Linked DNA regions of Homo sapiens: region 2 is linked to region 1. Evidence: chromatin loops called from intact Hi-C (ENCODE). Cell type or tissue: endothelial cell of umbilical vein. All regions are shown on one strand. Links, peaks and the distances in the headings refer to the core of each region. The heading gives the core; the rest is flanking DNA.

The links. Hi-C counts contacts between places; a loop is a spot of excess contacts. Peaks named below come from ENCODE experiments on the same cell type or tissue, not always from the same donor. Only the 100,000 strongest peaks of a DNase experiment are listed, where the experiment ranks them.
Region 2: it touches region 1 in a loop (17-fold over the local background); 25 of 110 quality-filtered maps call a loop at or near these places.

Annotation. Positions count from the first base shown.
Region 1 is chr19:49,206,916-49,209,825 of GRCh38, reverse strand. All of the region lies in intron 20 of TRPM4 (transient receptor potential cation channel subfamily M member 4), which reads right to left. Among named protein-coding and RNA genes, the nearest start is that of TRPM4, 51 kb to the right of the region's middle. In endothelial cell of umbilical vein, for the core only: a CTCF peak has its summit at 1,346 (motif pointing right); a DNase peak (open chromatin) is centred at 1,375; H3K27ac peaks cover 239 bases.
Region 2 is chr19:48,998,619-49,001,528 of GRCh38, reverse strand. It overlaps RUVBL2 (RuvB like AAA ATPase 2), which reads right to left. Exons shown (of 15, transcript NM_006666.3): 2 at 2,156-2,210. Among named protein-coding and RNA genes, the nearest start is that of RUVBL2, 6.2 kb to the right of the region's middle. RefSeq lists an enhancer at 1,463-1,757. In endothelial cell of umbilical vein, for the core only: a CTCF peak has its summit at 1,605 (motif pointing left); a DNase peak (open chromatin) is centred at 1,588.

The DNA.
Region 1 (2,910 bases), core at 143-2,642:
AGTGAGCTGAGATCGTGCCACTGCACTCCAGCCTGGGAGACAGAGTAAGACTCCATCTCAAAAAAAAAAAAAAAAAAAAAAAGTCAGTTTAGAAGGGCCAAGGGTCAGATGTCAGAGGTCAAGTTGGGATGGTATCACGGTATAAGGTGGAGGTTGAAGTCAGGTTAAAGTTGGGCTCCAAAGTTAGCCTGGACACAAATAACTAACATCAGAAATGAAAATGGAGACATTACTACTGACCTTACCGAAATAAAAAGGATTGTATGAGAATACTATCAACAATTATATGTCAACAAACTAGATAAATGAAATGGACAAATTCCTAGGAACACACAAATTAGCTAAGCTGACTCAAGAAAAAACAGAAAATCTCAGTAGAATTATCATAAGAGATTGAATCAAAAACGTTTCAATAAAGAAAAGCCCAAAACCAGATGGCTGTGCTGGTGAATTCTATCAAATATTTAAAGAAGAATTATAATAACAAGGATGTTTCTCAAATTCGTCCAAAAGATTGAAAAGGAGAGAACATTTCCTAACTCATTCTATGAGGCCAGCATTACCGTAATACCAAAGCCAGATAAAGATATCACAAGAAAATTACAGAGCAGTAGCCCTTATGAATATACATGTAAACATCCTGAAAAAATACAAGCAAATCTAATTCAGCAGCACATTAAGTGGATTTTATACCATAACGAAATGGGATTTATCCTAGGAAAGTAAGGGTAGTTAAACATACAAAAATTAATGCAAACACCAAATTAATAGAACAAGGTGTGGGGGAAGCCATATGATCTTCTCAACCAACACAGAAAAGGCATTTGACAAAATTCAACAACACTTCACGATTTTTTTTTTTTTTTTTTGATGGAGTCTTGCTCTGTCCCACAGGCTGGAGTGCAGTGGCACAATCTCGGCTCACTGCAAGCTCCGCCTCCTGGGTTCATGCCATTCTCTTGCCTCAGCCTCCTGAGTAGCTGGGACTACAGGCACCCACCACCACGCTCAGCTAACTTTTTGTATTTTTAGTAAAGATGGGGTTTCACCATGTGTGGGCGGCAAGCCACCCAGGTGCCAAGGCAAGAGACCGAGGGCACAAGCTGTTCCAGTGTAATAAAACATATAAAATAACAAGAGTTATACTAGATATAGATCATAGATATGATTATATATGAATATCAATCATTAGTTTGTAGCAATTACTCTTTATTTCAATATTATAATAATCCTTGCTTTACAATCATAACCTAGGAAAAACCAAGCCATACAGAGATAGGAGCTGAAGGGGCATGATGAGAAGTGACCAGAAGACAGAGTGTGAGCCTTCTGTTATTCCTGGACAGGGCCACCAGAGGGCTCCTTGGTCTAGCGGTAACGCCAGCATCTGGGAAGATTCCCGTTACCAAGCGGACCGTGGTCTAGAGGTAGCGTCAGTGCCAAGGAAAAGCACCCACTACTTAGCAGACCGGGAAAGGGAGTCTCCCTTTCCCCGGGGGAGTTTAGAGAAGACTGCTCCACCACCTCTTGTGGAGGGCCTGACTGATGTCAGGCCCGCCCGCAGTTATCCAGGGGCCTAACCGTCTCCCTGTGATGCTGTGCTTCAGCGGTCACACTCCTGTTTCACTTTCATGTTCCACTCTGTACAGCTGGCTCTGCCCTCTAGATAGCAGTAGCAAAATTAGTGAAAGTATTAAAGTATTAAAGTCTTTGATCTTTCTTAAAAGAGCATAGAAGAAATAATGATGTAAGCTGTCCTCTCTCTCTCCGCCTTGGCTACCTAACAGGGAAGGGCCCCTGTCCAGTGGACATGTGACTCACGTGACCTTATCAATCATTGGAGATGACTCACACTCTTTACCCTGCCCCTTTTGCTTTGTATCCAATAAATAACAGCGCAGCCAGGCATTAGGGGCCACTGTCGGTCTCCACGTCTTGGTGGTAGTGGTCCCCCAGGCCCAGCTGTCTTTTCTTTGATCTCTTTGTCTTGTGTCTTCATTTCTACAATCTCTTGTCTCTGCACACGGGGAGAAAAACCCACAGACCTTGTAGGGCTGGCCCCTACAACCGTGTTAGCCAGGATGGTCTCGATCTCCTGACCTCATGATCTGCCCACCTCGGCCTCCCAAAGTGCTGGGATTGCAGGCTTGAGCCACCATGCATGGCTTTTTTTTTTTTTTTTTTTTTTTGAGACAAGGTTTCACTCTGTTGGTGGCACAATCATGATGGTGGTGAAATCATGGCTCACTGAAGCCACAGCCTTGACCTCCTGGGCTCAAGCCTTCCTCCCACCTCAGCCTCTTGAGTAGCTGGGACTACAGGCATGCACCACCACGCCTGGCAAATTTTTTATTTTTTTATTGAGATAAGGTCTCACTATGTTGCCCAGGTCGGTCTTGAACTCCTGGCCTCAAGTGATCCTCCCACTTTGGCTCCCTAAAGTATTGTGATTGCAGGCACAAGCCACCATGCATCATAATTTTTAAAAATCGTAAACTAGGAATAGAAATAAACTTTCTCAACATGAGAAAAGGTACTTCTGAAAAACCCACAGCTACCGTCATACCCAATGGTGAAAGAGTGAAAGCTTTCTGCCTAAGATCAGGGACAAGACAAGGATGTCCACTTTTACCACTGCTATTCCACATTGTGCTGGAAGTTCTGGCTAGAACAATTAAACAAGAAAAAAAATAAAAGGCATCCAAATTGGAAAGGAAGAAGTAAAAATATCTCTATTCACAGATGACATGATCCTATATATAGGAAATGCCAGAGAATCACAAGAAAGCTTCTAGGGCTGCAGATTCAGCAAAGTTGCAGGGTACAAGATCACACAAAAATCAGTTGTGTTTCTACACACCCGCAATGAACAATCCAAAAAGGAAATTAAGAAAGCAATTCCACTTACAA
Region 2 (2,910 bases), core at 117-2,616, 210 kb after region 1:
CCTCAGCTCACAAGCGGTGCTTGGCTCTTCATCCTTTTTTTTTTTTTTTAATTTTTTATTGTTTTTTGGCCAGGCGCGGTGGCTCATGCCTGTAATTCCAGCACTTTGGGAGGCCGAGGCGGGCGGATCACGAGGTCAGGAGATCGAGACCATCCTGGCTAACACGGGGAAACTCCATCTCTACTAAAAACGCAAAAAAATTAGCCGGGCATGGTGGCGGGCGCCTGTAGTCCCAGCTACTCGGGAGGCTGAGGCAGGAGAATGGCGTGAACCCGGGAGGCAGAGCTTGCAGTGAGCCGAGATTGCGCCACTGCACTCCAGCCTGGGCGACAGAGCGAGACTCCGTCTCCAAAAAAAAAAAAAAATGTTTTTATTTTTATTTTTTGAGAGAGCGTCTCACTCTGTCACCCAGGCTGGAGTGCATGGTGCAGTCACATCTCACCACATCCTGAACCTCCTTGGTTCAAGCAGTTCTCCCAAGTAGCTGGGACTCAGGCATGGACCACCACTGCCGGCTAATTTTTTTATTTTTTTTTTAGAGACAGGATCACACTATGTGACTCAGGCTGGTCTTGAACTCCTGATTCAAGCAATCCTCCTGACTCCACCTCTCAAAGTGCTAGGATTACAGGCGTGACCCATCATGCCCGGCCATACTTGGCACTTTTTGTTTGTTTTTGAGATGGAGTCACTCTGTCACCCAAGCTGGAGTGCAGTGGCACGATATTGGCTCACTGCAACCTCTGCCTCCCAGGTTCAAGCCATCCTCCCTAGTAGCTGGGACTATAGGCATGCACCACCATGCCTGGCTAATTTTTGTATTTTTAGTAGAGACAGGGTTTCACCATGTTGGCCAAGCTGGTCTCAAACTCCTGACTTCAGGTGATCCACCCGCCTCGGCCTCCCAAAGTGCTGGGATTACAGGCGTGAGCTACAGCACCCAGTCTCGGCACTTTTATTTATTTATTTATTGAGAGACAGAGTTTCACTCTTGTCACCCAGGCTGGAGTGCAATGGCATGATCTTGGCTCACTGCAACCTCCACCTCCTCGTTCAAGCAATTTTCCTGCCTCAGCCTCCCGAGTAGCTGGGATTACAGGCACGCGCCACCACGCCCAGCAAATTTTTGTATTTTTAGTAGAGACGAGGTTTCACCATGTTGGCCAGGCTGGTCTCAAATTCCTGACCTCAGGTGATCCGCCCACCTTGGCCTTCCAAAGTGCTGGAATTACAGGCATGAGCCACTGCACCCAGTGCCCCAGCACTTTTAATAGATGAAACAGTGTTGGCACACAGACCCAAAATGCTTTATATGAACTACCTTACTGAATCTTACATTAACTGATGAGGTAAACTATCTTAGCTTCGTCTTGCAGATAAGGAAACTGAGGCACAGAGAGGAACTAGTCCCTGGCCACATGGTGGGAAAGTGGCAGAGCTAAGCTCCAGGAATCCAGCACTGGGCTTCTAAAACCCATCTTCACAGCCAGAAGCCCTTACTGCCTTTCTCGGATGCCCTGAATCAGTGAGCCTGCTGCATGAATGAATGCGGTCACTTCCCTGCCGGTAAAGCTCTTTGTGAGAGCGCACCCTGCTGGCCTCACTGCGTCTCAACTTCCTGCTCTGTGTGAGCCGGGGCCAGTGATTTAGCTGTCCTGAAAATCAGTTCCCTCAGCTAACAGTTACAATATGCACCTCATGCGGCTACTGCGAGGGCTCCACAGGACGCAAACTCGTGCATTCAATGGTTATCTCTTGATCATCTGCTCTGTTAGGTCCTGTGCTAGGGACACAGCTAGGAATGACACGACCTCGTCCCTGCCCTCAGGGAACTCACCCCACAGTGTGTACTGGGTATACGAGGCCAAACCCAGTAAAGCACCCAGTAAATATCTATGACTTCCAGGCAAACATACCCGGGAACCCCACCAGGATAGCCAGGATAGCAGCCTGGTCCCCAGTGCATCATCTGACCCAACTCTGGAACTGAGGATCCTCCTCCCCCATTAGATAGGGCGAGTGGGGGAATGGTAGTGGGGGCACAGTTGGTGTGCAGGCCACCTCCCTCTCCATCTTAGGGGTCCTCAATAGGTTTGCTCTGTCAGGGCACATGGCAGGCAGGGCTTAGGTCCTATTCCTGACCCAACTCACTCACCGATTCGCTCAATCCTTGTTACATCACGGATCTCCGGGACTTTGGTTGTGGCTGTCTGGGGGTGCAAGAAGATGTGTCAGAGGACTAGTGTGGTCCCAGCTTTCACCAACCCCTCCTCTGTCCCTCCCATGAGATGGTCCTTTCCACTCCTTCCCCTCACAGGCAGGCGATGGGACAGGCACCAGTCACCCCCACCCCTCTTGCCTGTCACTGCCTAATGGCTGGTTGGTTGAGCCCCAGGAAGACAAGGACTGTCTGTCTCATCGACAGCTTGGTCCTCAGGGTCCAGCACATATTTGGTTATTTGGTGAATGAATGAAATCCTCCCTGTTTCTTTTTTTTTTTTTGAGATGAAGTCTCGCTCTGTCACCCAGGCTGGAGTGCAGTGGCCCAATCTCGGCTCACTGCAACCTCCGCCTCCTGGGTTCAAGAAATTCTCTGCCTCAGCCTCCTGACTAGCTGGGATTACAGGCGCGCATCAACACACCCGGCTAATTTTTGTATTTTTAGTAGAGATGGGGTTTTGCCATGTTGGCCAGGCTGGTCTCAAACTCCTGGCCTCAAGTGATACACCAGCCTTGGCCTCCCAGAGTGCTGGGATTATGGGCGTGAGCCACTGTGCCCGGCTAAGTCCTCCCCATTTCTTTTTTTTTTTTCTTATTTTTTGAGACGGAGTCTGCTCTGTCGCCCAGGTTGGAGTGCAGTGGCCCGATCTCAGCTCATTGCAACCTCCGCCTCCTGGGTTTAACCGATTC